Linked DNA regions of Homo sapiens: region 1 is linked to region 2. Evidence: read pairs that join two places in POLR2A ChIA-PET (ENCODE). Cell type or tissue: GM12878. All regions are shown on one strand. Links, peaks and the distances in the headings refer to the core of each region. The heading gives the core; the rest is flanking DNA.

The links. Peaks named below come from ENCODE experiments on the same cell type or tissue, not always from the same donor. Only the 100,000 strongest peaks of a DNase experiment are listed, where the experiment ranks them.
Region 1: POLR2A ChIA-PET joins it to region 2 with 7 read pairs; 5 of 35 experiments call an interaction of 5 or more read pairs at or near these places.

What each region holds. Positions count from the first base shown.
Region 1 is chr2:64,528,615-64,543,879 of GRCh38, reverse strand. All of the region lies in intron 1 of AFTPH (aftiphilin), which reads right to left. It overlaps LOC105374773 (a long non-coding RNA gene), which reads left to right. Exons shown (of 7, transcript XR_007086343.1): 7 at 4,679-5,139. Among named protein-coding and RNA genes, the nearest start is that of MIR4434, 11 kb to the right of the region's middle. In GM12878, for the core only: no CTCF peak of the experiment used is centred there; a DNase peak (open chromatin) is centred at 9,259; H3K4me3 peaks cover 1,482 bases; H3K27ac peaks cover 1,757 bases.
Region 2 is chr2:64,816,705-64,833,148 of GRCh38, reverse strand. It overlaps the pseudogene RN7SL341P. Among named protein-coding and RNA genes, the nearest start is that of LINC01800, 39 kb to the left of the region's middle. RefSeq lists enhancers at 1,139-1,188, 1,359-1,468, 1,479-1,728, 1,120-1,736, 1,051-2,250. In GM12878, for the core only: no CTCF peak of the experiment used is centred there; no DNase peak of the experiment used is centred there.

The sequences.
Region 1 (15,265 bases), core at 6,778-10,777, 290 kb after region 2:
CTGAAATGGTCATGGAAAAGAAGAGATGATGAGTCTGTAAGTTGTAAGCTCTGGGGTCAAAAGGCAAGATGGGCTTGAGAAGGCAGAAGGAAGGAATGGGGCCAACAACTGTCTGAGACTATTTGGCCATTTAAAAATAGTTTCTCAAGAAAAACAAAGTTGGAGGACTTAAACTACCTGATATCAAGACTTGCTTTAAAGTCACATGGTCTTGTGATAAAGATGCCACTGCAGTGTGGTGGGGAAAGGATAGACTCTTCAACAAATGATGCTGGATTAACTGGATAACCACACAGGCAGGAAAAAAAATATCTGATTCTAACATCTTATACAGAAATAAGCTCCAGATAGTTCATGGGCCTACATGTGAAAGGTGAAGCAATCAGCCTTCCAGAAGATAACAGAAGAGATTATTTGTATGACCTTAGGAAAGGCATAAATGTTTTAAACAAGAAACAGAAACACTGATTACAGAAAAGATTGATATATTGGACTGCATTAAAATTTAAAACTTCTCTTCATCAAAAGAATACCATAGAGTGAAAAACCAAGAAAGCCATTGCCTGGGAGAAGATATGTGCAAAACATGTAACTGTCAAAGAACTCATATCCAGAATATGGAAAGAATTCCTACAAGTCAATGTGGAACAATCCAACAGAAAAATGGCCAAAATATTTGAACAGGTATTTCACAAGACAGGATATCCAAATAGCCAACAGCATATAAAAAGTCATCAGGGAAAAATGTACATTAAAACAACAATAAAATACCACTATACATCTACCAGAATGACTAAAATTAAAATTATTCTCTCCACAGCCACTTTTGGTAAGGATGTGGAGAAACTGTGATTCCCACACTTTACTGGTGGAAGTATAAACTGGTACAGATATTCGGAAAACTGTTTGATAATATGTACTAAAACTATACCAGACCTTCAGTACCTGGCACATTCTGTGCACTAAGTAAATGATCAACTACCATTATATTTTAACTTTCACCAACTCTGTGGCTAAAATAATAACCTATCTGTAACAAAACCTAAGTCAATGTTTGCTTAGTTGGCACAAACATTCATATGACTCTATATTTTAAAAGGTCACTGAAAGAATAAGTCACTTAAGAAAAATATGCATAACCACACTAAAGATACATGAAGTTGACTTTATTGCCAGTTTTTCTAACCAATCCCTAGAAAATATAAAACTTGACTTATATAACTATATAATTTCATAGGCTTGGGGGCATGGGGGCGGGGGGATGCTGATAACAAACTAAATCTGAAGCCCAAGGTTGAAGGACTGAGATCATAACCTCTAAACAAGCTCAAGGGTCCAGTGACCAGTCTGTTAAAAGATGGAAGTTTTGAAGTGAAATAGAAAAATGCAACCCGGAAGTTCTCACTGGTATCTTGAAGTAAACTGCCTGTAGCTCCTATTTGGTTAGATGAACAACCACAAGAATTTAGAAGGTGCTTGGTTGGGATGGAAAAGATTCATCACATGTGGGAAATATATAGGGTATTCCCTACGTATTCCTCTAAGGAATAGTTAATCCCTGGTACCCTCCTACCCCCAACATCCACACACAGTATCATGCACCCTAAAGGTCCATGGGCTCACATTTGAGGGGGGTGGAGTGTCTCTAAGTAAGAGGCCCTCTAGCAATCTTTCCAGAATCAAACATCGAGAGTTCTTTCCAGACAAGTTAAAAACATACAGCACACACTGCTCAACTGGGAGAAACTCCCATCCTTTACAGGGTACCAGCCCAGCTGTATCAATGTGTACATCATCTTTCAAGGACAGATAAACTGACCTAGATTATACAACCCAGCTTCACTCTAAACTTATTTTTATAGGGACCAGGATGGAGGGTGAAGGAAAAGATATTGTAGAAAGAAGGATGGTGATAAAAGGGAGAAGAAAAACAACTGTATCTGAAATATGCTAATGACTTCAATAGTATCAATGACATTAGCAAAGTATATTTAATGGATGACAAAAAATAATCACCATCTTTTTACCACAATATGTCTGAGGTTTATAATTAGTCACTTGGGTGAGTGAAGGAAAAAACAAAAAAGAAAAACCGTATTTTCTTTAGAAAAATGAATGAAAATGTCACGTAAGCATTAACAACATCAATTTACATTACAAGTGTTGCCTGGTGTACAGTAGTTCAAATTCTTCCAAATCTTTATAATATCCTTATGGAAATTTTAAGGTCATATCAAAATGTACTGTCAATGAATTTGCCCAGCCTACATTTCTGCTTGAGTCATAAAGAAGTAGAAAAGAGCCCTTCTTCTGAACCACATGAAGATTTGGGTTTTAGTTAACTTTTTGGTTTTCAATATATTTAGAGTGCTATGATATCACAGTTGTTTTCACAGCTCTAAATTTTAAAATCTACAGAAATAATTGTTTTTTCTTTTTGGGTGTTTTTTCTTTTGTTCTTAGCATATTAGCACAACAGAAATTAATACAGGCAGAGCCTCTAATTAACTTGCCAGCCTAAAAACAAAAACCCAAGATATCAGACACCAACTGTATGTCACTGAGTCACCAACTGCATAATATGTTATTTAAGATGACATTTGTTAAATAAATAGTATCTTCCACGTGTTTTCACTCCATGTTTACACCAATGTCATTATTAATACTTATTGAGTGCTTACTATGGGCCAATATTATGTGAAGAGAACTCGTGAGTTATCTCAATTATCTCCTCATACTATCATATGAGGTGGAAATGCTTCATTTTAAAGATGAAGAAATAAAAGCTCAAAGAGGTTAAGTAATCCTACAAGGTAGCATAACTAGTAAGTGGTGAATTAATCACAAGTTAATCAAACATTTTATAAGTGTCTTAAAATATTAGACGTGATTGACGGCAAATATTACAATTATAAAAATTCTTACAAAAAGGCTTCTGAGTGGTTCAGAAAAAGGTTTCTGAAACCTCCAAGTAACTTGGAAGGGGAAAGATTTTTACAAGACAAGAAAGTACAGTATAACCAACAAAAATGCCAAGCAGCAAATATCTTGTTTCAGTATTAGTGTATATAGTACAAAATATGAGCAAACAATGAAAATGAGCAGCAAAATACCTTTATACTGAAGTTGATCACCCTAAAAAAGCCACACTGTCAATAGTGACAACAAAAAATTTTGTCTTTCTAGTTTTGATGTCAATACAATTGACACATAAAAGTAAAAATATATATATAATGTCAGTTACATGAGCTGCAACACACGTTCACTTTTCAAGTGCTACTTACCTTGTTAAACAGCAATGAGTTATTTGAGAGAAGTTGGTTTTCAAAAATTCCCATGAAAAATTTTTTCTTCTACCGAACATTTTAACCTTCTACACAAATTCATAATAACATATTTTATTTGCATTTGGATAGTTTCATGTAATAATTAAACAAGATAAAAATATTAGAGATTGTTGTACCTTTAACTCATCATATCAGCTGACCATATTTGAGAGTTTACTAGCTATTTTTCCCAAAAGGTACTTCAACATAAAATTGAATACATAACATTGGATAACTATTGATAACAAGGGCAACAAAATGGAAGCATCCACGAGGATGGATGGATTAGCCCTTGGAAAACATTTTTTTTGCCCTAGAACTCTCAGCTTCTATTATATAGATGCAGAATAAATTAGTCACTCTAATTCTCTACTCTCATATCCCTGAAACTCTGCAATGAAAATAGAATCTGAAAGGCAGAAACTGCTTTGATTTCATGTCCCTTCACTAAAATCTTGCTTACATCCACAATCTTGTCTACAGATAATCCCTGGACCTTCTGTTTTTCTTCTCAACTGCTTGCTCAGGGGCTTTTAAAAATTTTCCATCACTATTGATCCTTTCCTATAAACGTTCAGCCTCTTCCATACTCAAAACAAATCAGAACAAAACAAAACAAAACAGAATCCTCTCTTCTGTGCGCCCTAGCTCTTCTCCTCCTCACCACCAAGCTTCTTGAAAGAGATGTGCCTATTCACTCTCTCGACTTCCTAACTTCCCACTCACTCCTCAACTCAACACAATCTGGCTTCCATGCTACCGCTCTACCGAAACTGCTCTTTCAAGAGTTACTTTATTTGAGCTCAAATGACTGTAAATGTTGTGTAGGCATAGACCTCTGTTGTTTACCATTGCATCCTCAGAGCCTGGCTCACAGCAGGAACTAAATATATTATCATCATTCTTGCTGGGGCATTTATTCTACTAACCACTCTTGAATTGTGCTCCAACTCACGCACACTCCAATTAGATTTCTATAACCACACCTCTGGTCTCTTAGTGCTTCACCAAATAAGTTATGAAATATCCAAATGTAATCAAGGTAAATAAGTGGGATTTGAAATGTGGCCTGAAATGTGATGAATGTGGGACAAACAACCCAATCATTTGTGCTGCAACATGTCTAAAGAGAAAGTATGTTAAGAGGGGCAGTACATTATATGCAAGCTGCAAAAAACCCTAGCTAAATGACAAAAATTTGTAGTGAGTTTTTAGACCTGCTATCATGAATATTTGCTTTGATTTGAGACAATTCCTCAGCATAAGCAGAGGTGTCAGTGAGTGTCGCCAGAGCATAATGCTACACTCTGGATAGTCCAACTAATTTCTTTTTCTTGTTCTCTGCTCCCCAGGACTTTAATACTTCATGAAAATTTTCCCACAGAAGATTTTGCAATCAGCTGACATGAACAGCAGACATGCTTTAAAGTAAGTTTCTTGCTGTAAAGTTTTAAATTAGCATTTTGGTCAAGACTAAGTTAAACCTCAAGTGACTAGTGTATACTGAGAAAAAAAATCCCCAGAAAAACAAAGTAACAAACTACTGTGTGGACTTTCAAAATGAAAAAATACCACTCTAGTCTGTAACCTAAAAACGTAACTGTGGCAGCTGCCATTCCTCTGACAGTGCTGCTTTCTACATCACAAACACCCACCATGAGAGCAACTCACCTCTTACAGAAAGAAGCATTTACTAAAGGTTATAAAACTGCAACCAAGTGCAGTTAGAGTTCAATTATCTGAGCCACTAAGAAAGTAAGCAACGATGTCCTACATAATCTACAACTCACAAATTTGGCCTTAAAATATGACCTAAGTAACAGCAGATTTACCTCACAAATTAAGTCTTTGCCAGGTGCTATTAATTTTACTTTAATTTGTTTTCTTACCACCCATCAATTAAGAGAAAAAGATGACCTGGAGGCAATGAAGTGACAGAAGGAAACAAAACAATTAACCAAACTTAAAGACAGTCATAAATGATCCACAGATAATAGCACACATGATATTTTTCAGGGAATTATTATAAAACAAACTTCATATATCTGAAAAATCAAATATAAACACATTCCAAAATAGTGCTCAAGAGTGTATGCGTGTGGAGTGTACACAGGTAATGCCACAAATGGGTCTACCGATACTAATAACTGCACAAAAACTATGGAAGGAATTCCATGGAGAACAAATTCCTAGCTGGTTGACCTTTTTTAATGATGGTTTTGCTTGGTTTAAAGTTTTACTTTTTCCTGAGAGGTAGAAAGGCTAAAGGATAAAAGAAAAAAATATATAACATTTATTTGCAGGGTACCCAATACATCTGGTTAGAAACAACTTGAGAATTGGCCCGTCATATAAAGCAGAATTTTTCACACATTTTTCCCCTATGACTCACAGAAGAAATACATTTTACATGATGACCCAACATACATTTTAAAAAAAAAAGTTTCGCCAAACAGTATTTACCCTTACTCTCTATGTACTCTGATTTTTAGTTCTATTTCATTTTTTCTTAAAAGCTGGTCATGACCCTCTTAAATTGATTTTACAAACCAGAAATAGGTTTTAATATAAAGTATAAAAAAGTATTCTTTCCATCTCATCCAATTCCTCCAAATCCAATTACTGCTTCTAGCATACAAGAGGAGGGAACAGGGCTTCTTTTAAAACAAAGACTTCCTCCCTGATCTGGTGCTTACAAAGACAAAATGCATTCTTAAATTACATTATTTCAACGAACCAAGTATTTGATAAAATGAAAGTGTTCTTTTTCTCTTTACAGAATTGTGTATAAAAGTAATAAACGAAAATTACTATTTATTTTTCAAATTCATACTACCTTCAATCTAGGAAGCATGCTACTTTAAGGATAACATTTTAAAAAACATACAAACATAACATAAAACTGGAACACTTTGGCAAATTTTAACAATTTTCACTTTCAGAAAGCATTTAGCAATTGTTTAAGTTTGCAAACATTAACTTTTCTGGTCCAGTATCTACAATGTAAAAGTTCTCTAAAAGATACTATTGGTAGGAGTATATATTGGCTCACACACCCTATTGCAGTTTAGTAGCATACGAAACATTTTAATGAATTCTTTTTAAAATTTTTAATTTTTTAAACTTTTATTTTAGGTTCAGGGGTACATGTGCAGGTTTGTTACATAGGTAAATTGAGTGTCACGGGGGTTTGGTGTCCAAATTATTTCATCACCCAGGTAATAAGCATAGTACCCGACAGGTGGTTTTTCCATCCTCACCCTCTTCCCTCCTTCCACCTTCAAGTAGGCTCTGGTGTCTGTTGTTTCCATTCTTTTGACTAAGCAATTTCATCTGCAAGGATGTATTCTACAGAGGCATTCATGCAAATATACAAAGATATTTCCACAAAGTATTGATTCCAGTATTGTTTGTTCAATTTTTTAAAAAGCAGCTGAAAACAGTCTATTAATAAGGAAGTGTGTAAATAAAAAGTGCAGCCATTAAAAAAGAGAAAGCTATATTACTAATAGGGCAAAGTGTCTAAAATACATTTTTAAGTGAAAAAGCATTTCTGAAAAGCATTCTTCTTCTTCTTCTTTTTTTTTTTTTTTTTTTTTTTTGAGACAGAGTCTCCTTCTTTTCCCAGGCTGCAGTACAGTGGTGCAATCATGGCTCACTGCTGCCTCTGCCTCCTGGGTTCAAGCAATCCTCCCACTTCAGCCACCCAAATAACTGGGACTACAGGTGTACACCACCATGCCCAGCTAATTTTTAAATTTTTTGTAGAGACAGTGTTTCGCCATGTTGCCCAGGCTGGTCTCAACCTCCTGAGCTCAAGCAATTGACTTACCTTGGGCTCCCAAAGTGCTGGGATTACAGGTTTGAGTCACCACGCCCTGCTGGCAATTCTCTTTTGATTCTCCTACTTATATTCTATCCCTTATCCTTCAATGAATCTGATTGCCCTGGCTTCTCTATATTCTTTTTTTTTTTTTTTTTTTTTTTAAGATGGAGTCTCGCTCTGCTCTGTCGCCCAGGCTGGAGTGCAGTGGCGCGATCACTACAACCTCCACCTCCCAGGTTCAGGCGATTCTCCCACCTCAACCTCCTGAGCAATAGCTGGGATTACAGGCCTGTGCTACCATGCCCATCTAATTTTTTATTTTTATTAGAGATGCGGTTTCACCATGTTGGCCAGGCTGGTCTCAAACTTCTTGACCTCAGGTGATCTACCCACTTTGGCCTCCCGAAGGGCTGGGATTACAGGCGTGAGCCACCATGCTCAGCCGCTTCCCTATATTCTTATCACTGAGAAATCTCATCCCCCTTTTGTTTTTATCTGTTCATAATGCTCAAACCTTACCTATATGTCTGACCTCCTGATCTGCCTACCCAAATGCCTTTTTAAAATCTCTCTACCTGGATGTCTCAGATGTATCTCCTATTCTCCAATTCCACGACTGAATTCAACCTCTACTCAAAAGGTGAACAGAAACCACTTGTTCCTACACTATATTCTAAATTCTAAGTCTAGAAATCTGAGTGTTACCCCAACCGCTCCCCCTCTACCACAAATTAAATCAATCAAGTTTCTCCCTCCTTAATATCTCTTACTGTATTTGTTTTAACATCCCACAACCTATACCTTGTCAGGGCCTCATTATTTTTGGCCAGGATTACTGCAGTCTACTTAAAACTCCTTATCTTAGCCAACATGGCTAAGATACTCCCTCTTTGTTCCAGCCAGACAAAATTACCTCTGGATTCTCCACTGGCATGGTTACCTCTAAGTTGTCACACGTCATTTCTTCTAATGTATTGTTCTTATATGTCCAAAGAACCCACTGACTAAGCCTTCAAAATTCTATTCAGGCATGAAGTTTTCTATCAAGGCTGGAGAACTGAGATCACCTATATTTACTAAGTTACTATGTGATAGGTACTGTGCAAGGTACTTATTCATACACCAGTTTATTCATACATTCAGTTTAATCACAAAAACCCATTTTACAGAGGAAGAAACAAGTCACATAATCTGTTCACGGTCCCACAAAGAATAAGTAAGGAAAGTGGGACTCAAAGCCAGTGTTCTTTTCGTTGTATCAGGTTTCTTGTCTGAATTAATCCTCCTTTATATCTATTTCCTATTACATTTAACAAAGCAAATCACATTTGTTTCCATGTTTTTTTCCCCTAATAGGTTCTCAACCTTAGCTTTCTATTAACTTTTTTCTCTAATAGAATGGGTAGACCCAAACATCTTTTTTAAAAGTTTCGAAGATGATACTAAATGGGTTAGTTAAGGTTGAAAACCTTTGTGTTAAGTTCCCAGAGTACAGGAATGCCAATGGACTTTATAACTCCAGGGATGACATAAATGTTTCTAAACTGAACTGCTAAACTCATTGATATAGGTAAATCACTGCAATAGTACTTTTTCCTACAAAAATGTTTTCTCTTATGATTTGGTTGTATAAATATTTTAAAGTTGTGTTGTACACATTTATCTGAGACTAGCACTAAGAAACTTAACATTCTTAAGATTTCAAAAACAAGGAGTTTACAATATTAAATCGTCAATACTCTTCTTAAAAATGAAACTTGAAAAATTTACTTAAAAGGATCAAAGTTAAAGCACTGTGACAATTTTTGAAACAACACATAAGTATTTGAGACAGCTCTAGATTTGGGAAATTCCATTTTGGAAATATTACTACTTTCTACTTAACCAGAAAGTTTATGAAATCATTTGTTTATTCCTTTTTGAAGCTTCACTTATAATTAGTATATAATTTAAATGTTATGGAATTCTCAGAAAAAAAAAAAAAACAAGCTTAAAGAATTAAACACAGTTTCACTTGCAGATGAACATAAAGAAATGCTTATGTGAACAGCAACACCAACAACAAAAAACTTCCCTACTTCCAGAAACCAGGGTCACTGCTAATCTGATTAAAATCTGAACTTTTTAGTTACGTGTAACACTTGCCCTGTGCTTTGTGTAAACTTATGAAACCTAATGAGACAGAAAACTATCATCCGCTGGCACAGAATCTGAAATATGGAAAAGAAGAGGAAGTGGTAACTTGGTAACTTAACTATAAGTAAGAAGTGATGAATACTCAAATATTCTGTTTGGGCTTCAGGCGAGAGAAAATATGAATTTTTGATATCTGAAACTCTTAGTAATTTTTTTTTGAATGAAGATATTATCAAAAAATAGTAAAAAGTATAAAAAGAGTTCAGTGTAAAAAGAGTTAAATTATCTCTTAATAAGTTCATTGCTTTTTATAAATAGCCACTAAAAACAAAAGCCTTAAGAAAATAAATCAATGCTTCAGATTTTGAGTGTCACTGTAGCAGAAGTATTTTAGCTGCAAATACTCCAGGTCAACATTTTTGCATCCACATAATAAACAAGATGAGAGATGATAAACCACAGCAAAACTGAAAATACTACAAAACTTAAGCAATCACCAAGAAGAAAACACCAAAAACCTCACTTGGGAGGGTGGCTAAGGCAGAAACACTATTCATTTCAACCATTTAAAAAACTGTGGCCTCACTAAAATGTAAGAAAATATTAAAAATCCTACTCCTAGGAGTTTTGCTTTGAAAAGTATCACATGTCACTTAGAATGATTTAAAGAATAACAAGTGGTAAATAATTCATTAATCACTTAGGAAGGATCACTTTTATTACCTAAATACAGAATTGTTAATTTTATATAACATAAAAATTGAATCTGTTAGCAATATAGAATTTTCATATTTATTAAGTTTATTGTTAGGTATTTTACCTTTTTCTGCTCATGTAAATGGTAGTCTTCACTTCCACCCTAACTGGCAAGCATTATTTACATAAACAAAAGCTCTTGGTGGTTATATAGTATACCATCACATCACTAGCAAATCGGGGTAGACTTACCTTTTCCTTTCCAAGTCTCATAACAATGGTGATAGGCAGGAATCTAATATTCACTCTTAATTAAGATATTGATTTCTGAGTTGAGGTGTATGTTTTTATTGTCTTACAGAATTATTCAGTAATTCTTATTTTAAGTTGCTTTGTTAAAAAATCACAAATGGGGTTTTAAATGCCTTTTCAATATTTATGAAGATAATTATGTAAGTTTTCCTTAGATTTTTGTTTGTTTGTTTGTTTTTTGGAGGCAGGGTCTCACTCACTCTGTTGAACAGGCTGGAGTGCAGTGGTGTGATCTCAGCTCACTGCAGCCTCGACCTCCTGAGCTCAAGTGATCCTTTCATTTCAGCTTCCTGAGTAGCTGGGACTACAGGTGCCTGCCACCATATCTGGCTAATTTTTTATATTTTTTATAGAGATGGGGTTTTGTCATGTTGCCCAGGCTGGTCTCAAACTCTGGAGCTCAAGCAATCCACCCACCTTGGCCTCTCAAAGTGCTGGGATTACAGGCATGAGCCACCACACCTGGCCTAGATCTATTAATACAGCAGAAACATCAATACCTATTCATAATTGTCTTCAGCTTGTTTGATAGTTAGGAAGCCCAGTTTATTTTCTGCAGGAAAAAGGTAAATGTTTCCAAAGAATCAAATAAGCATTACGTAAGATTATCTACTTAATTACACATATGTCAAACGGTATGTATTTAAACTTATTTGATCTTACTCCTTGCCTTCATTTTTACACAAAGTGGGCTACAAAATAAATTTTCCCATAGGTATTAAACACACTCAAATTAGTAATACAAGTTTATCTAGGTTTCATCCTTACTCAATTTTCCCAAAACAATTTCATCTACCTAAGGCTTTTATTAATAATTACCATATTCTTGGACTCTCAGATTCATCTTTACAGCCTAGCCAAGCCAGTTCCCTGCTTAGACCTCTCCACTTGATTCCACAAAGATCTCAAACTGAGCTTAACAAGAACAGAGCTCAAGCTCTCTTCCCTTAAAGCTGGTCATGTTCCAGGGCTCTCTAACCCAGTTACCATACCAGAAACTTAAGATCCCCTTTGACAAAGCTCCTTATCCTTTAATATCTGTAACAAATGATTTCACCTCACAAATCCCTCAATTCTGGAATATCTACCTCTTTTCACCTCTGACTCCACTCTGGTCCAGAATGCCATTATCATCTAAACTAATCTCCCTAAGTAGTATTTGATCATGCCCAACCCAAGTAATCTTTTTAAAAGTCAAATTTGATCATGCCAATCCTCTTCTTGTGATAAAGATTTTTTTAAAAAAATTTTTAACAAAGACTTTAAACCATTCCTCTCTCTCCAGCCTTACTCCTCCTTTCCCTTATTGTTTTCAATGCTCTAGGCTAGGCCTTCTTCCAGTTTCTGAAAGGTAGATAATTAACATTCCCTTGTGCCACAGGGTCTTTGCACTTACAGTCCCAGTGCCTAAGACATTCCCACACATCCTTCAATTTTTAGGTGAAAGATCAATTCCTCAGGTAAGTTTCCTAACACCCTCCCTCAAGTCCTCCTACACATATTTCTTTCAGAGCATAAGAACCATAGTAAGTTATAGTTTGTGATCAAACACTTGTAACTTGAAAAATTACCGTGCAACCCATGTATACTACGAAAAATATATTGAGAGGTTTAAATGTAATATGTAATTTTAAAAAATCTATGTATTCCTTTCTATAAGAGTTAAGTTAATCTTATATTTTTTCTCTAAATAAAAAGTGTCATTTCTAGAGCTGGGCTGTCCAACTGACAACAATTAAGCCATATATGCAATTAAAAATCTTCTAGTAGCCACATTTAAAAAGAAACAGATGAAATTTTATCTAACCCAAAGTATCCACAATATTATTTTAACATGTGACCAATGTAAAATATTACTGATATATTTCACATTAGTTTTTAAAATCTGCTGTGTATTTTACACTGAAATCACATCTTAATTTGGGCTAGTTTCATTTCAAGTGACACATTTGGCTAGTGGCTACTGTATTAGACAAGATAGTTCTAGAAGATAGTACTGTATTTTTTTATACTTAAATAGCTTGCTAACAGAATAGGTTAACTTAAAAAGAGCATGGCATTAAGCAAGATTAATCTTATATCAAATAAAGGCATATCTCAGGTTTAAATCATTCAAAAATTTTAAATTATGCAAACATTCCACACTGCTGAAAAGCCTAAATTCAAAATAAAAATTCCAGTAATTTAAAAACTGCATATTACTGATCATCTGAGGAAATAAGGGAGATGGGGACCCAACCACTGCTGGTAGGAGTGATTTTATTATAACCTCTTAGAAAGTAACAGGCTTTCCCTCTGACTTAATAACTCTACTTCTAAGATTTGATCCTATGAAAATAATCAACAATAAGGTCAAAGAATTATGTACAAACTTTTTCACCAAGATGCTCTTCTATGATGGTAAAATCTGGAAAACCCACATTAGTGGGAAATAGCAGAGATAACTTGAAAATGGCATTCTACACAGTCATTAAAAAGCATGGTTTTTTTCATTTTGTGGTGTTTTTTTTTTTTTTTTTTTTGAGATGAAGTCTCACTCTGTCACCCAGACTGGAGTGCAGTGGTGTGATCTAGGCTCACTGCAATCTCCACCTCCCGGGTTCAAGCAATTCTCTTGCCTCAGCCTCCCGAGTAGCTGGGATTACAAGTGCCTGACACCACGCCTGGCTAATTTTTGTATTTTTAGTAGAGACGGGGTTTTACCATGTTGGCCAGGCTGGTCTCAAACTCCTGACCTCAAGTGATACTCCCGCCTCGGCCTCCCAAAGTGCTGGGATTACAGGTGTGAGCCACCACACCCAGCCAAAAAGCATGTTTTAAGGAAAATTTAGTAACATGGAGAAATGCTCACAATTTAATAAGTAAAAGAAAGATCAACGCAATATGATTCATATGTATATGTATGACATGCTCACATATCCACAGTAAAAATAAAACAGGAAGAAAACCAAAATATTAACAGTTTTCTTTTTGTAGTATGATGACCAGTGATATTTTTCTTCTATTATCCCTCTTAACATGTATTTATTGAGTGTTACTTTGTGCCAGGCATTAAAACAGAAGGGTTCCTGCCATCATGGGCACACCCATTTTCTTTCTACTTTTTTTCCACATTTTCCCAAATTTTCTATAATAAGCACATTATTTTTTCATAATTTTAATAACTGGAAAAACATAATATGATGTAGATAATGATTTGGGTAAATCAGTTGCCAGGGGACATTTTTGGGTGAACTGGGGAAGAATCTGAATATGGCCTTGAATATTAGTTTAGATGACTAAACTGACTTAAAACAAAAAAAACTACAAAACACTACAACAAGTCTTCATTTTGGTAAAAAGTACACATATATATTAAAATGTGTAGGAAAATATGCATTATTATATAAACTGTAACAGTGAGGGATTTGCTTTTTTTTGTTGTTGTTGAGACGGAGCCTCACTCTGTTGTCCAGGCTGGGGTGCAATGGCATGATCTTGGCTCACTGCAACCTCCACCTCTCAGGTTCAAGTGATTCTCCTGTCTCAGTCTCCTCAGTAGCCAGGATTACAGGCGGCCGCCACCATGCCTGGCTAATTTTTCTATATTTTTAGAAGAGACGGGGTTTCACCATGTTGGCCAGGCTGGTCTCCAACTCCAAACCTCAAGTGATATGCCCGCCTTGGCCTCCCAAGGTGCTGGGATTACATGCGTGAGCCACTGCGCCTGGCTGAGGGATTTTTTTAAAGTAATTTTTCCAGCCTGGGCAACATAACAAGGCCCTGTCTCTACTACTAATAAAAACAATTAGCCAGGCATGGTGGTGTGCGCCCGTGGTCCCAGCTATTTAGGAGGCTGAGGCAGGAAGACTGCCTGAGCCCAGGAGGTCTGTGCTGCAGTGAGCCATGATCACTCCACTGTACTCCAGCCTGGGTGACACAGTGAGACTCTGTCTCAAAAAAAAAAAAAAGTGATTTGTTTTTTTTTGCTTGTCTATTTTCTATGATGCTCCTGTATGCCTCTGCAATAAGACTATTTTAAAAAATTTAAATATGTATACACCCACTATTTACTGAGCATCTATTACATACAAAACTGTGGTAGAACTGAGTAAAAGGAGTCACAACCTTAAAGAAACTTACAGCTAATTAAGGAGAATAATACAAGAGAACAGCAAAAATAATGCAAGATAGAATATAAACATCACTGAAGTAAAATGTGGCTACCAAGATTCTAAGAAAAAGATCACACTTGATTGGGAAGAGAAGGAATGGTGAAAAAAAAAAAACTTCAAAAAGGAGAAAATTTGAAATAGGAAGGATTTAATTGACAGAGGAAATGGTAGTCATTAAAGATAAAGCATGGGGCCCCTATCAAGGAACAGTAAGACACATAATAAAATATGGTTAGAACACAGGATATATGAAGGGTACAGGCAGTAAGCTGGAAACATAGGTTGCAAGGGCCTTGAATTTTCAGAAGGGAGTGCCTCTGTAAGCTTTCTGAGTTTAAAAATGAGGGAATTATTGCAGATTCCAATTCAAGAAACTGTCCTACCACTTCTCATCTCTACTGCTACCATCTTGGTTCATGCCACTACCATCTCTTCTTAACTCTACCAGCACAATTCTCTCCTGACTCTGCTTCTATTCTTACATTCCACTCCTATAGTCTATTTTCTATATAACAGCTAGACAGATCCTTTTACAACATAAATTATCTTACACCTTTACTCAAAAATCCTGCAATGACTTACCATCTCCCACAGTAAAAAGCCTAAGTCATTAGAATTTCTGTAAGGACCCTAAAACACTGCCCCTCTCACCCTCTAACTCTGATCACAATTTGTACTACTCTTCTACTTGTTCACCCTATTCTATCCACCCCAGACTTCTCTGCCACAATTTCTTGACTATTCCAGGCATACTTCTGTCTCTACCACTCTTCTTATTTGCTTCCCCTTCTTCAGGTTTAAGCCTTCTCTGACTC
Region 2 (16,444 bases), core at 7,826-11,825:
AGATTACATGAGATTATGTACTGTGCGTAGGCAGTGCCTGGCTCATAGTAACAATGCAGGTATGTTTATAGCATTCAGTTGCCTATTACTCATCTTTTTTTTTAAAGCTTGTATTTCCTAAACAGGCTTATACTAAACAACTTATATCATTTAAGTCTAAAAAACAAAAAATTTTTAAAAGCCATGAAGGAGGTATCATATTCTCTCTTTACAGGTGAAGAAACTGAAGCTGACAAAGCATCTGTGTAAGGTCTCACATCCTGGTGGTGGCCAAGCCTGGCTTTGGACAGACTGATGCCAAAGTCCTTCTCAGCCACAACGATGACCCCATCTCAAACCGTATTCAAACCAAAATTCATGTTCCATACCTGTTTGTCTGCTTAAAATCTCATTTTGCTGGAAGGATGTTAGCAAAAACCAACCCTGCAGGGTAGAGAAGGGTGTAGACAGGAAGGTGGTGCTAGACTCTGCTTTCTCTATAGCCCTACCCCATTCAACCCATCACCAAGGCCAGTTGAGGTCCTTCCCAAATATTCCCCTCCCTGCAGACATCCTCTTCCCTCCATCCGCTTGCCCTCTGTTAGTCCCTCCAGATGTTTCTGTTGGGTTATTGCCACAGCCTCCTAACTGGTCTTTCTGCTGGAGACAGCACCTAGTAGGACATCAAGAAATAATCAAGTACCCCTGCTGACCCTAGCCTTGCTCCTAATCCTCCCTTTGTTCTGCTGCTAACATGTAACTACATGTTCATTTCATTCTCCTAAAGGCCTTCAAGCAGGGGTGTCCAATTTTTGGCTTCCCTGGGCCACATTGGAAGAAAAGTTATCTTGGGCCACACATAAAATACACTAACACGAACGATAGTTGATGAGAAAAAAAATGCGAAAAAAAAAAACTCATAATGTTTTATGTTGGGCAGTATTCAAAGCATCCTGGGCCACAGGCGGCCCGTGGGTGGTAGGTTGGACAAGCTGGCTTTAAAGGCTCCTCATTTCCCATAGGACAAAACATTAAGGGGAGTTAAGCAAAAGAGAAGTCCAGTGTGAAAGGTTTTGGGGCCCCTTGAAGGAAACGGAATTCCCAAGGTTAGATCCTCTGCATCTGTGGCCTAAGGTTTAGGCAGGACTCATCCTCCAACAGCAGATGTTGGATTTAAGAACCCAGTAGACATGTCTGGGTCTAGTTTCTTTCAGCTGCTTCCCAGCCCTCAGCCGCTTGTCTCCACTTCCCCAGTAGGGGTCAGTAGCGAGCAAAAGGTGTTGCCATAGGATGGGGCTAGTGACCTCGCTTCTGAACTGGGTATCCTCCAGTTCCCTGGGCAGATGTCCGAAGAAAACACTCTGGCCACACAATTGGTCTTTCATTAGCATCTTTTCTGGCAGTCTCAGGGAAAATTTAGGACTGAAATGACTGGAAAAGGAATTCTTTTTCCTCTTTTTGGCGCCTCCTGCTCCTCCTTCTGGGGCCAGGAGACTCCTGGGCTGGGTGGAGAGGGATTGGAACCACAGTTCTGCGGGGAGGGCCCACTGTTGCCGGGGCTGTCCACCGCCGCCTCAGGCCCTCCGGAGAATTGTCATGGTAGTCACTCCTTTGGCCTCTACCCTGGAGAGCCCCACCCCCAGGGTGACTCACCCTTTTCCGGCCCAGGCTGAGCAACTCAGTGGGAGGCCCAGTGGGGAACCCCATTGGACTCTGTCGGGTGTGCCCCTTACGTGGCACGTGCCCTGGAAATTCCTGGGTGGTGCATGGCTCACCCAGTGTGTAGCCCGAGCTGGACTGACAGGCTTCTCTTAGCCTTGTTTGAATGTTTCCCGGTCCACACACCAGGCTTAGAGTCACAGACACATGGAACCCTGGAGCAGGAAGAGAGGGCACAAAGAGCTCATTGCTTCTGCAGCCACGTGCTTCCTGGAAAACAGCACAAGGGGAAAGGGGTTGTCTCAGTCAGTTCATCACAGCAGCGGGGTTGCTCTGGAACCTTAAACTGTTACGGGGCTAGGGGGCGGTAAGAATGCAAAACAAGGCCGGGCGCGGGAAATCTCAGCACTTTGGGAGGCCGAGGTGGGCAGATGACCTGAGGTCAGGAGTTCCAGACCAGCCTGGCCAACATGGTGAAACCCCACCTGTACTAAAAATACAAAAGTTAGCCGGGCATGGTGGCGGTCACCTGTAGTCCCAGTTACTCGGGAGGCTGAGGCAGGGAGAATTGCTTGAACCTGGGAGGCGGGGGTTGCAGTGAGCCGAGATCATGCCACTGCATTCCAGCCTGGGTGACAGAGTGAGACTCCATCAAAAAAAAAAAAAAAAAAAAAAAAAAAAAAAAAAAAAAGAATACCAAACAAACAGAGGAAAATCCTAAAGATATTCTCTCATTTGCTGTTTACCTCAGGACAGTGGCTGACCTGGTGGGGCCTGACCCAGTCAGACCTGTGGGTTTATACCTACTTGGTACAAATCCTTGGGCTAGTTTAAGATTTACAAACATGTTTCTTATTCCCTTGAATTCTAGAGCTTTAAAGCTAGAGAAACGTCAGAGAGCACCCAAGTCCCTCACTCAAATGAAGAGACCTAGAGGGCTGGGTGATTTGACCTAGGCACACTGTTCCTATTGTTGGTTAATCATGAGTCACACCTGGAACCCAAATCCCCAACACCTTACACCGATTGTCAAATGGGCATCCTCTCCTAACCTTAGGCCAGTTAGAGGTCTGGTGGAGAGGCAGTGTGGCTTATGACCAAAGGAGCTGGTACTGGGGAAACATTAATCAAATGAATAGTGTATCCCTTGGGTTAAGAACCTTATGTAGAAAAAATTTATTGTTTCAGTGGGAAACTACATATCACTTATAGCACACCACTCAGGGTTATGATATTCTAGCCCCATTCACTGCAGTCTCTACCTCTCAGGCTCAGTGATGCTCCCACCTCAGCCTCCTGAGTAGCTAGGACTACAGGTGCACACCACCATGCCCAGCTAATTTTTGTATTTTTTGTAGAGATAGGGTCTCTACAAAAAAAAAATTTTTGTAGAGATAGGGTCTCCCTGTGTTGCCCTGGCTGGTTTTTGAACTCCTGCGCTCAAGTGATCCTCCTGCAGGAGCCTCCCAAAGTGCTGGGATTACAGGCATGAGCCACCACACCCAGCCCATTGTCTTTTATTATTTTTTTGTTTTGTTTTTACTTAAAAGACAGGGTCTTGCTATGTTGCCCAGGCTGGTCTTGAACTCCTGGCCTCAAGTGATCTTCCCAGCTTGGCCTCCCAAAGCGCTGGGATTATACGTGTGAGCCACGTGCCGGGCCCCTTGTTCATTGTCTTTAGGCTATTTTGCGCATCCATAAATTGTAGGTAATCTGTAGATACATAAATTCTGTTCTGTCTGGTAGAGATTTGACTTTTTCTCACTCCCACTCACTTGGCAGGAAAAAAACCCACTTTGTCTTCATTTGCAATTCATCTCAACATTTCTTTACTCCATATAAATTTGTGTTGTTTTTTTCCTTTGAACCAATTATAACACCTATCTGGTTTCTTCATATTATTTGAGCAACATAAATTCCTTAACGTGTTCTTTTAAAAATATATTTATGGAAGTCATAATTTTACCTTTTAACAATGTCACACCTGTCTACTAAGCCCAGCCATCCCTCTGTGTGGTGCGGTGAATAGTTGCTAGATGGATTTGTTTCCATATCCACATGAGCTGCTCTTGGCTGAGTTTTTCTGAGGAGACAGTGTGTGTAAAGATGGCAGATAGGGTTGGTACAGGGTGACCTGGGTCCCCCAGCCCCATGCCATGGACTGGTGTTCCCCTTGACACAGTATCCAAAAACAATGTCAGAGAATAAGTCCTATCCCCTCTGAGAGCAGGAAGCTGGCTTAGAAGCAGATAAATGGCCAGCCCTTAGAAGCCAGGCTTACCTGGGCATAGTATAGCCTAGCTATATGTCTCTTTGGGTCATCTTTCCCAGGTTTGAATTTTCTTCTCTGTCTTTTTTTCCTTACGGTAATTAGTCCATTGAAGATAACAAAAGTATTTGCCTACTGCACTAAAAAGAAAGGGGGAAAAGGGAGAAGGAAGTAGGAAGAAATGAGGGGCAAACAGGGAAACAGGGAAGCAATGAGGGAGAGAAAACAAAGGGTAAGGTAAAGAGAATTGTCTTAGTCCATTTGTATTGCTGTAAAGGAATACCTGAGGCTGGATCATTTATAAAGAAAAGAGGTTTATTTGGCTCACGGTTCTGCAGGTTGTACAAGAAGCATGGTGCTGGCATTTGCTTGGCTTCTGCTGATGGCCTCAGGCTGCTACCACTCATGGCCAAAGGCAAAGAGGAGCTGGCATGTGCAGATCTCATGGCAAGAAAGAAAATAAGAGAGAGGGGGAGATGCTAGGCCCTCTTTAACAACCAGCTCTCATGGGAACTAATAGAGCAAGAACTCACTCATTACTGTGAGGATGACACCAAGCCATTCATAAGGAATCCACCCCTATGACCCAAACACCTCCCATTAGGCCTCCCCTCCAACATAGAGGATCACATTTCAACATGAGGTCTGGGGGGAAAACATCCAAACTATAACAAGAATACACTGGAGTAGTCTTCGCACCATTATTTCCTGAGCTATAGAAAATGATCTAAGGACACAGCATTAAGCAGAGATTGATGAGGCCATGCCCTTGGCACTTCTGATTATGTGACAGAGAAAGCCTCAGTTTGGTGCTGCTCTGTCTTCAACACCTCTCTTAACTTTTCCTTTCTCCCCTCTTAACCAAGGATGAGGAGGCCTCAGGCTCAGAGCCTGTGGTCAGCAACAGTATCCAGTTAGAATTTAATGCCACTGCTCTGTTTTCATTGTGTTTAGTTTACTGTTTTATAATTTCCTCCTATTTATAGCAAGAGATATTGGTTTTCTATTGATAAAAAGTTTCTTTTTAAAATAATTTTGCTTAGCTTTTTAAAGGAGAGCCAAGAGGGAAAAAAATCACTGGATGTAAAAAAATTAAGTAAATATTAGGATATGCAAAAACCGTGGCGGTGGCACAGCAATGACTAGAATTAAGGACTGAAATCAAGAAGAAAAAGAAAATAAGGCAAAGAAGAAAGGAGAAAGGCAGCAATAATAATGAGAGAAGAGAAACTGCTAGAATCGTGCTGAGGTGGGGGATACTAGAAAGGCAGAGTTGACCGTAAAGTGAAAAAGAGGACGTCTGAGAGGGACGAAAGAGGGTCTCGCTTTTGCATTTGGGGTCTGAAGCGGAGAGTGGGTGATTTGAGGGTGGTATTGGTGTTGTGTCAACTGTATAATGGCTGTTTAGGAGACTCTGGGGAGTTGTTCAGAAAACTCGAAGTGGTTTAGCATGGCTCTGACCTCTCGGAAAGGGAAAGGGGGCTCTACCATGGGTGGCTCTGTGACAATTTCTACAGCCTCTCTGCCATTAAACAGCGACTTGAGTAGATATCACTCCGTTTTTTCTTCTTTCTTTGTTGGTATGCATTAGTTATTTTAAAATATCTAATTGCAAGAACTCGTTCTGAGCAGCTCAAATTTTCGTGCCGAGGCATGAATTAGTGTCCAGTAACTCAGAGCTTGTCTGCTTCTCTACTTAATTTAGAGATATGCTGGTTGGCACAAGGCTTATGGTGCCAAAAAATCTTTCATTTCTGAAGCTTTCTAGCCAGCTCCATGAAAAATACCACCATAAATACTCAATCCAACAGCTCCCCAGACCATAGTCACAAAGCTTTTACACTGCATTTACCCGGAGCTTCCCGGCCAAGATCATCTCAGCGATACTTCTCCAGGGTCATTGGAAATGTTCGTGTCCTCCCACCACCTACCTGCCTTGCTGTGTACCACCTTCCTTGCACCCCTGGGTGAATAGGCCACGTGTCCAGATGCCAGGTTGAAGCTGTGGGCCTGATTTCCTGCAGTCAAATTCCTGCAGTGGTAAACCTTTGGCTCCCCAGCTTACCACACAGTGATTCCCTGGCCAGGAGAGGTATTGGAGGCTGAATCCTCCAACTTTTGGTGTGGTCTGCAGGGTAGATTTTCTCAGTTGAATTGTGTAGGGGGAGTAGGGAGAGAGGTCTTGGAAGGACATAGGGTTCTTTCCCCCACTCCACAAATTGCCCTATAATCCCCAGAGTTTATTCAGTCCACAGAAGCAAGCCAGTCTTGTTTTCAGAGGCCAGGCATAGACCGGTCACTAGCCAGCCACTACAAGATATATTGTGAGGCTCCCACTGTTTCTCAACCCTGGCTATGTGCTATTAATAAAACTAACTGGGGATCTTTAGAAATCATGATGCCTGAGGTCCGTCCCAGACCATTTAAATCCAGAGTCTCTGAAAGTAAGCCTGACCATTGGTACTTTTAAATTGAGATATAACTTAGATGCAGCAGAATATACAAATCTTAAGTATACAGCCTGATAAGTTTTTGCATATGTATCTATCTGGGTAATTACCACCTAGATCAAGATGTGGATCACTTCCAGTCTCTCTAAGGGCACCTTTCTGGCTTTCTGCAGTATGTGTGTGTATATGTGTATATATACATATACACATATGTGTGCATGCAATACATATATGTATGCACATATTAATATAGCTATATATAAAAATATATATGTTACATGTATATAACTATGTTCATATATGAGGGTAGTCATTTTGGGGTGGTGGTGTCGAGAAGGAAAAATGTGTTTTTCTTTTACCTGGCTTAGGTTCTCTAAGACCCTGTAAAGTTGACTAACAAAAGACATTTTCTCAAAAGAGAAAAATAAACAGAAGTTTATTAGCATGTGCATCCTGCTTACACAATGGAGTGCTCAGAGATGAGTAACTCAAAGGGGTGGGAGAACCCGGGTTTATATAGCATCTTAACAAAAGAACAATAAATTTTTAGAGAAGTGACAAGACAAAGAAAAATAACTTTTAATTTCTAGGGCTGCAAATTGTGGGAAGGCAAATATATGGAGGATCCAATGGAAGATAAGGGCTAGTGAGCAAGGTTTGCTGTGCAGATTCCTCCAGTGCCCTCTCTGGGCTGACGAGCATCTAAAATGGTCTCTGTTGATTAACTTCTGTCTTTTCTGGTAGACAGCAGAGGAGGAAACACCTTCACAAATTATATCCAGCTTTTAGGCAAATAGGGGGAAGGCAGAGGGCTTTTCTTGTACCTGCTTCTTCTCATTTGCCTTCAGCTTAAAATAATCCTTATGCCAAAGTGGCATATTTTGGGGTGGCACATTCTGATCCCCTTCAAAAGTAATATCAGGGCCCACTAGATCAAAAGCAGGACAGCCGACACCTCTTCTTTAGACTTTCCCAGTCTTCCTAACTGCAGGAAACCTATATCAAGCAGTCTGGGTCCATCTCTTGGGTCCCCTGACTAGGCTTGACTGGGAGGGAAATGCCCAGGACTCCAGGACAACTCTCACCCTAGTATTTACACTGTTAGCATTTAGAATGAATCGCTGGAAGGTGAGTGAGTGATGGGTTCAGAAAGGTAGAACTCTTTTTTTAAAAAAAATTGTAAATTTAACAAGTCCTGCTCAGAAGGTCCAGAACCTTTCTTTTAAAAAGGGGATGTTCTTCTCACTTCCCTTTTAAATTAGAGGCCTCAGCTGTACCCAACACAAGAAAAGCCCTATATTACCTCCCTGATATTGTGTGTGTGTGTGTGTGTGTGTGTGTGTGTGTGTGTGTGTGCACGTGTGGTTAAAATATACGTAACACAAAATTTACCATTGTAATCATCTTCTTAAGTTTACAATTCATTATTTGTATATTCACGTTAAGTATATTCACAGTGTTGTACATTAAGTATATTCACACTGTTGTACAACCATCACCACCATCCATCCACAGATCATTTTCATCATCCCAAACTTAAACTATGTACCTATTAAACAATAACTTTCCATTCCCCCTATCCCCCAGCCCCTGGCAACCACCATTCTACCTGAGTCTGTATGAATTTGACTATTCTAGGCATCTCATATAAGTGGAATCATATAGTATTTGTCCTTGTGTCAGGCTTATTTCACTTAGCATAATGTCTTCAGGATTCCTCCATGTTGTAGCATGCGTCACAATCTCCTTCCTCACTAAGGCTGAATAATGTTCCATTACATGTATGTATCGCATTTTGTTCATCTGTTCATCTCTTGGTGGACATTTAGGTTATTTCCACCCTTTGGCATTGTGAATAATGCTGCTGTGAACACTGGTGTGCAAAGAGCTGCTCAGGTGCTGCAGCATTCATATTTTTCCAGTGCTCCCCTGCTTATTCTAACATGCAACAGAGACTGACAACCTGAAATAACTGAAGGATCAGAAGCCGGTTTAAAGAATTGATTCACGTAAAAGGCTGAGATAGTCATTCAGATAACACAGACTCCAGAGAAATGGGGTCAGTGCCCCTAAGTTAAAAGTTCAAATCTTGCTTATATAGGAAGGAAACAAAGAAATTTAACAGGATTACAACATTTTCTATACAAGAATGGTTTATGAATTACGACAATTTAATTTGTCAGTTTTTTTTCCTTCCCTTAGGGCTTGTTTTCATTTCTTTTCCAATTTAAACTAGTATATTTAACAATCCATTTTAGATAATGTGATCACCATGAAGTCTCTGTGTGAGAGAGGTAAGAAGAAAGTTTATCTATAATGAAGACAAACAGTAAGAGGGAAAGGATCTTCCCCGGTGCCCTTTAGTCATTCATAACATTTTACAGAATAATGTAGGTAAGGAAGAAGGCTAATCTGTGATTAGAGAAACATAGGTTACAGCTGCCTAGGTTTCAGCCACCTATCACATGTCTCAGGCCCCATAATCATATTCCTTTAGGCTTAAAATAAAGTTTCAACAGCTCAGATTTTGAACTGGTTGTTTTCACAAGGTCCTCTGTTCTGTGGGTTCATGCCCTGTCACTATTCTCAAAGCCAGGCTTCTTTGCAGGGTAGCTGCGGAAGACTCAAAGTGGCAGAACCAGGCAATCTCTCAGCGTTTCTGACTGATCCCAGGCCATGGTCAGGCACTGCCTCCCTGGAGGTGAACTCCTGTCATCCTTTCTTATCAGCCACATCAGCATCCCCGAGCCCTAGAAGATCCTGTGCCTCTTTGTAAATTGGCCCCCTCTTTGCTTGAAACCAACTCTGCATATCAAGGATGGTAGACAGGCCTTTGTCTTCTACAAAAGATGTTGCCGCACCCTTTTCCCACGGCAGGGAGCACCTTTTAGCCTTCACATTTACATGACTAGAAGGGGCCACTGAAGGTATTGTCATAGAATAAAGAAAATCTTGCCAGGTGAGGTAGTAAAAAATCTTGCCAGGTGAGGTGGTAGCATGACTGTAGTCCCAGCTACTGGGGAGGCTGAGGTGGGAGGAACCCTTGAGCCCAAAAGTTTGAGTTCAAGCTGGGCGATAGAGCAAGACCTCATTTCTAAAAAAAAAAAAAGTATGCTCCAAGATGACTTTCTGCTTCAACCAAGTCCTGGGAGCTGCTGGCAGCCTTTAACTTGATGTTTCTTTAGCTAAAAAATATCAGTTTTGCACCCCGCTACATTCATGGGTCTACACTGTGACAGGCTCTGGCCTGGTATCTGAACCTGAACTGTGCATAGAGTGGCATTGGCAGAGGCTGCTTGGGTACAAAAGGGTCACTGTGCCATGTGGGCTGGGGAGAGGTTCATTTCACCCCCTAAAGGGGTACCCAACATGGCTTGCTGAATAGTGAGGGTCCCAGGGATGATGGCTGCACAGTTGTCATCTCTAAGGCTGGCAGCCCAGGATCCCTGAGTTGATGCCCTGGACTGGGACCTCGGCTTCCTCACAGACTGGTAGAAGTGGACATGCCAATGCTTGCCTTGGCTTCCATGGCCAAGTCGTCTGTGAGCTCATGGTGCACCACTGAGGCCTCCTAAAATGAAAGTGGGAGGTCAAAGTTCAGGGTTATGCAAGCAGGAGCCTAGGCCAAGGAAATTTGAAGTTTTACTGCTAATGGGACCTCCTGGCAGAAGCAGCCTTGGAATATTCTGATTCCTGGATAATCCTCAAATGCTAATCAATGAATAGGGAAACTGATTCTTAGAGGAGTAGTTTCCAATCTGTCCCTTTTCCAGAGCTATAGCCAGTTTAATCTGAATTTCATGCTCCAAAGCTCCCCGTCCCCTGGGGGTGTGATATGAAGTAAAGTGGTCAAGGTTCTGAGAGCAAGCCTGGCTTCTAGAGATAGGTGTACCCAAATGGGAATGGTAACCCCTAGAACAAGTAGCTAGAATTAGCAAGGCTTTCCAATCTTCTGGTTTTCATAGAAGTTCTTGCCTTGAGGACTGAATGGATTGATAGCGAGAGCCTAGAAATTAGGTTTGCCTGTTAGTGGCCAAGCATTTCTGTGGCTACTACCTTCTCTAGACCTCCTTAAGGTCAAAGTCTTCTCTAGTGTAGGGGTGTGTTAATCCGTTCTCATGTTGCTATAAAGGAATGTCTGAGACTGGGTTATTTGTAAAGAAAAGAGGTTTAATTGGCTCACAGTTCTGCAGGCTATACAAGAAGCATGACACCAACATCTGCTCAGCTTCTGGTGAGGGAATCAGGAAGCTTCCAATCATGGTGGAAGGTGAAGGGGGAGCCAGCATGTCACACGGTAAGAGCAGGAGCAAGGCCAGGGGTGGGGAGCAGGGAGGTGCCACCCTCTTTTAAGCAACCAGATCTCATGTGAACTCAGAGTGAGAACTCACTCATTATCCTGAGGACAGCACCGAGCCATTCGTGAGGGATCCACCTCCATGACTAGTGAGTGGACCCACTAGGCCCACCTCCAAACACTGGGGATCACATTCAACATGAGATTTGGAGGGGACAAAACATCCAAACCATAGCAAGGGGTGAAGAGAAAACTTCCCCTTCACCCTCTAAAGGCTTGCTGAAAATCAACTGACCAAAGACAGATTAATAGGAGAAAAGGTATACAAATTTTTATTTTTAGGTGTACAGCTCGGGGGAATTGAAGGAGAATAATTACTCAATAACCCAACAAGGTACAGATGCTTATACACCCTTCTTCACAGGACAAGGGAGATGGGAGAAATGTGGCAATTCGAAGGATAGTAAATAATTTTTAGGGGAAAATAAATGGACTTGGAGAGCATACAATGGCCTGGGACAAAGTCTGTTGAGCCTGCAGAGCAGGTTTGTGACAAAAGTCTGTCTAGGTGTGTTGACAGACATCAGTCTTTCTTCCTGCAATATCAGTTCAGTTAATGAAAACTTGGGAAAGGGACCAGAGGTCATTGTTGTCTTCTTTGGTGAGTCTGAACTTTAGGCAGATAAGTGATCTTTGGAGAACAATTTATCCCGTGCTTTGGAAGAGACAGAGAATTGAGAAACAGGACTAGGCAGGGAGTGGCGGGGAGGTCAGAGAGACCTTGCTGGGCATGGTGGCTCACGCCTGTAATCCCAGCGCTTTGGGAGGCCAAGGCAGGCAGATCACCTGAGGTCAGGAGTTTGAGAGCCTGACCAACATGCAGAAACCCCGTCTCTACTGAAAATACAAAAGTAGCCGGGCGTGGTGGCACATGCCTCTAATCCCAGCTACTCGGGAGGCTGAGGCAGGAGAATTGCTTGAACCTGGGAAGCGGATATTGCGGTGAGCCGAGATCGCGTCATTGCACTCCAGCCTGGGTAACAAGAGTGAAACTCCGTCTCAAAAAACAAAACAAAACCAAACAAACAAAAAAGAGAACTTGAGGCTGCTTCTTCAGTCCAGCATGTCAAAGCACCATATTTTAGAATATCAATTTCTGAGCCCCAACATATTTAATAATGACCATTCAGCTAGACAGCCAGGAGTGGCTGCCTTCTCTTCATCAGAGCAGGAGCTGGAGCTCTGAAGAAGGAGGTAGGAATGGGGACCCTGGCCAAGAATAGGGTGTTAGGGACTCCCATGCCTGCTTGCAATTATCTTCCCCATGCTAGGCTCCGGCCCCCAACAAGCTTTAGTGCAAGTCACACTCCTATGCCCTGAAGGATACAGAAAGGCCACAGGAAGTTTGCCATCTGATAGAGGAGGGAGTCAGGCCTACCTATAAGATAAGGAACCAGTGCCCCAAATAAAGCATGAGCAGGGAATGCATAGTTCTGTTCCCAGAGGAAATAATCCTGAAGCTGTGTGATGTGGTTCTGTTAAGGTTGCCCCATTATTTTCATACAACTTTGGTATTATTTTAAGTAATAGCAGAAACTAACATACTAAGACTTTATTAGAGTCAGATGTGTGCTAAGAACTTTTTAATCTAATTTGATTTTGTTAGAGACAGGGTCTCACTCTGTCACTCAGACTAGAGTGTAGTGGTCTGATCATAGCTCACTGTAGCCTTAACCTTCTGGGTCAAGCCATCCTGTTGCTTCAGCCTCCTGAGTAGCTAAGGCTACAGAGCATGTGCCATCATGTCCCAAATTAAAAAAAATTTTTTTTTTTGTAGATACAGGCTCTTACTATGTTGCCCAGGCTGGTCTTGAACTCCTAACCTCAAGAGATTCTCTCAACTTGGCCTCCCAATGCACTGGGATTATAGGCGTGAACCACCACGCCTGGCCCTTGTGCCATGTACTTTAAATTCATGGAGCTATTTAGTTGCCATGACAACACTAGGAGGAAAGTACTCTTACTATTATTATTTCCATTTTACGGATAAGGAAACCGACCCTCAAAGAAGTTAAATGCTAGTCCTAAAATGGTCCACCTGGTAAGAGGTGGAGCCAGAATTTTAGTCCACTTTGGTCCAATCTTGAAGTTTGAGTTGTCAATGTGATGCTATGCTGGACATTTGAAAGTACCTAGAGGAACATTGAAGGCAGCTCTGAAGAAGTGGGTCCTGATTTTGGCGTCAGTACTATCCAGCTCTGTGGCCTTACAGCAGTCCCTGTCAAGGGTTCGGTTTTCTCCCTGCTTGTTTTAATGGTTGGGCCAAATGACTACAAATGTGCCTTTCATTTCTAAAAATGCTCTCAAATCTAGGATTTTCAAGTTCCTAAAAATGAAACCAACTTATGCTCACTCTTGTTAATGTCTAAATCCGGAAGAACATTTACGAGGCAAATAAGGTACAGTCATACCCACTCACTCTCTGGCTTCCGAGGAGACTGCTGTGAAGGATGAAGTGTGGTGGCAGGGGTGGGAGAGGGGTACGGGGGTGGGGAACCCACAATCGTGTTGACAGGAACTCACTGAACATACTCTAGTATTTGTACAGTGTGTATCAGGATAGACTGCTGTGTCAAACAGCCCCAAAGTTTTAATGGCTTAACCCAAGAAAAGCTTATTTCTAACTTAGGAACAGCCCAACCTAAGTGTCCTAGTTGGCTCTCTCCAAGGGGCTCTTCTCCAGGGAGCGTCTCAGAAACCCAGGCTCCTCCTCTCTCATGGTTCTGCCTGTCTGCTGGGCCCTCAGAGTACTTTGTTTTTGGTTGGAGAGAAGTTTTAGTGTGCAGGAAAATAGCATATTTGACTTCTGTTCCATTGCATGGGCTAGAATTAGTCACATGGTTCCACCTAACTTCCCACAACAAACTGGGACATAGGGAACTTACTCTATCAGTCATAAAGACGCTCCACAGATGTCCTCTCTGGTTGTTGATGACCCATTTTCCCACCATGACTGTTCATGTGACAAACCTGAGTGTCCCTTGGGAGGAATAAAATGACCCCCCTTTCCTTCCTTGATTCTCTAAAAGAAAGTAATGGAACTTTCTTTAAAGAGTGCAAGAACTTTCTTCAGGGTCTTGTCCTGGGATCAAAGGTAACAATAATATTAATAGTAGCTAGCATTTACTGAGCATATATTATACATCAAGCAGCTACATGCATTATCTTAGAGTGAGGGCAAATCTCAAGGTCTGGATGAGAAGTGTAAAATTGAGCAATGATGCAATTGTATTTACTTTTTCTATAAATGACTTTAATTTCTATTTTGAATGTCCATTCTGCTAGGTGGCAGCATCCTTATTTCATTGATTTGGGTCCCTGCCCTATCCCAAGTTTTGTCTAAGTTCCCAGGTGATGGGCGGTAGCTAGGACTTGCTATTACGTGTGCTTATCTACCCACAGTGGCACCTGTCGTTATGTTGCAGTGTGAGGGCTGACATTCTTGCAGGCTTCTGCTTGATGGTCCTCCTTTACTCCATATCTAAAACCCATCACTCTCTTTGCTACCTCAAAACCACTTCGTAGTTCACAGGGAGCAAGCCACTGTTTCCAGCACCTGGTTCTGACCTACAGCCTTTCTGTCTGAGCACATTTTGAAAACAATTCCTCTGCCCTGGGGACAGGAGGCACCAGTCCTCTCTGCTTTCCTGTCACTCATCATTGCAGATCAGGGACTCTAGATCAAGTCCCTGGGCAAGGAGCAAGCTGCAGGCCCCTCTCTCAGGGACCCTGCCAACTTTCTGCCTCGCTTTGCTTCTTTCCTCCCTTCCATAGTCCTGATAATCCCATATTCCTGGAGACAGGGCAATCTGATTGTTTTTCCAGTTCCAATATTTAGGGCACAAACTTGACACCTTCAATTATTTCAGACTTATACTTTTTTTTTTTTTTTTCTGAGACAGTCTTGCTCTGTCACCTGGGCTGGAATGCAGTGGTGCAATCTCGACTCACTGCAAACTCCACCTCCCAGGTTCAAGCCATCCTCTTGCCTCAGCCTCCAAGTAGCTGGGACTACAGATCCTGCCACCAAGCCCAGTTAAATTTTGTATTTTTAGTAGAGATGGGGTTTTGCCATGTTGGCCAGGTTGATTTCAGACTCCTGACCTCAGGTGATCTGCCAGCCTCGGCCTCCCAAAGTGCTGGGATTACAGGCCTGAGCCACTGCGCCAGGCCCAGACTTAAACTTTGCAGTTCAAAAGGCTTTCTTCTGACAGCTCCTAAACTGTTGTGCTGCTTTTCTGTCATGTCATTTGCCCCCTGAGGCAATGAATGCTGCAAGGCAGTAAAAGACTACAGACGAAATGGGAGAAGGCCAAGAGATATAGGACATAAATACAGTGTTTAAAAAAAAAAAAAACTTAAAAATTTCCCAAAATATTTTCCCTGTCACAATCTCACTGAATTCTCAGTGACCATCCTGCAATAGAGGTGCCATTAATATTTCTGTTTTTTAAGAGGGTCACATTGGCCAGGTGCGGTGGCTCGTGCCTGTAATCCCAGCACTTTGGGAGGCTGAGGCGGGAGGATTACCTGAGGTCAGGAGTTCGAGACCAGCCTGGCCAACATGGTGAAACCCCGTCTCTACTAAAAATACAAAAATTAGCTGGGTGTGGTGGCACACGCCTGTAATCCCAGCTACTCAGGAAGCTGAGGCAGGAGAATTGCTTGAGCCAGGAGGCGGAGGTTGCTGTGAGCCGAGATTGTGCTACTGCACTCCAGCCTGGCAGACAGAGCGAGACTCTGTCACACACACACACACAAAAGAGGGTCTCACTATGTTGCCCAGGCTGAAGTGCAGTGGTTATCCACAGGCACCATCCCACTATTGATCAGCCCTGGAACTTTGACCTGCTCCATTTCTGACCTGGGTTGGTTCACCTCTCCTTAGGCAACCTGGTGGTTCCCTGCTCCTGGGAGATCACTGTATTGATGCTAAATTTAGTGCAAACACCTGATGGTCACAGCTCACTGCAGCCCAGAACACCTAGGCTCAAGTGATCCTCCCGCCTCAGCCTCCACAGTAGGTGGGACTACAGGTGCGTGCCACCACACCTAGCTACTATCTCTGACAAAAGAAGACACTAAGCTACATTCTTAAGATACTTTGCAAGGACACTTCTCCATGTACTACGTGTGGAAAAAGTTAAGGTTATTTTGAATTGGCAAAAAGTTAGGATTGGGGTACTTAAAAGGTATTCACTGTTTTTTTTCTTTTAAGGGTGAACATAAACTCACTGATCTAAAATCTTGCCTAATGACAAGTCTTAGACTTCTTTAACAAATTCCTAAGGCACACTTGAAATTTGTAAGTAAGCCTATTATTTGGAAATGGATAAAACAACAGGTTTGTGAACTATCCTCTTAATTAAGTTAAACTCCCTCTTGCAATCTCTTCTAATGATTAGCTTATTAGAAAAATCCTTTTGTTTGCCAAGAGTGTGAATGTAAAGTTTGCTTAATTATTCGGTAATATTGATTGAGGCGATTTTGAGGCCCCTGTCTAAAGAATAATTAGTTTTTAACTCTCTAGTTTGCAGCGTTTCCTCCCCTCAACTTTTGAATCTTTCCCTAAAATTTAAGTTTTTTTCTTTTTCTGTTTTTTTGAGACAGAGTTTCTCTCTGTCGCCCAGGCTGGAATGCAGTGGTGCAATCTCAGCTCTCTGTAACCTCCACCTCCTGAGTTCAAGCAATCCTTGTGCCTCAGCCTCCAGAGTAGCCGAGACTACAAGC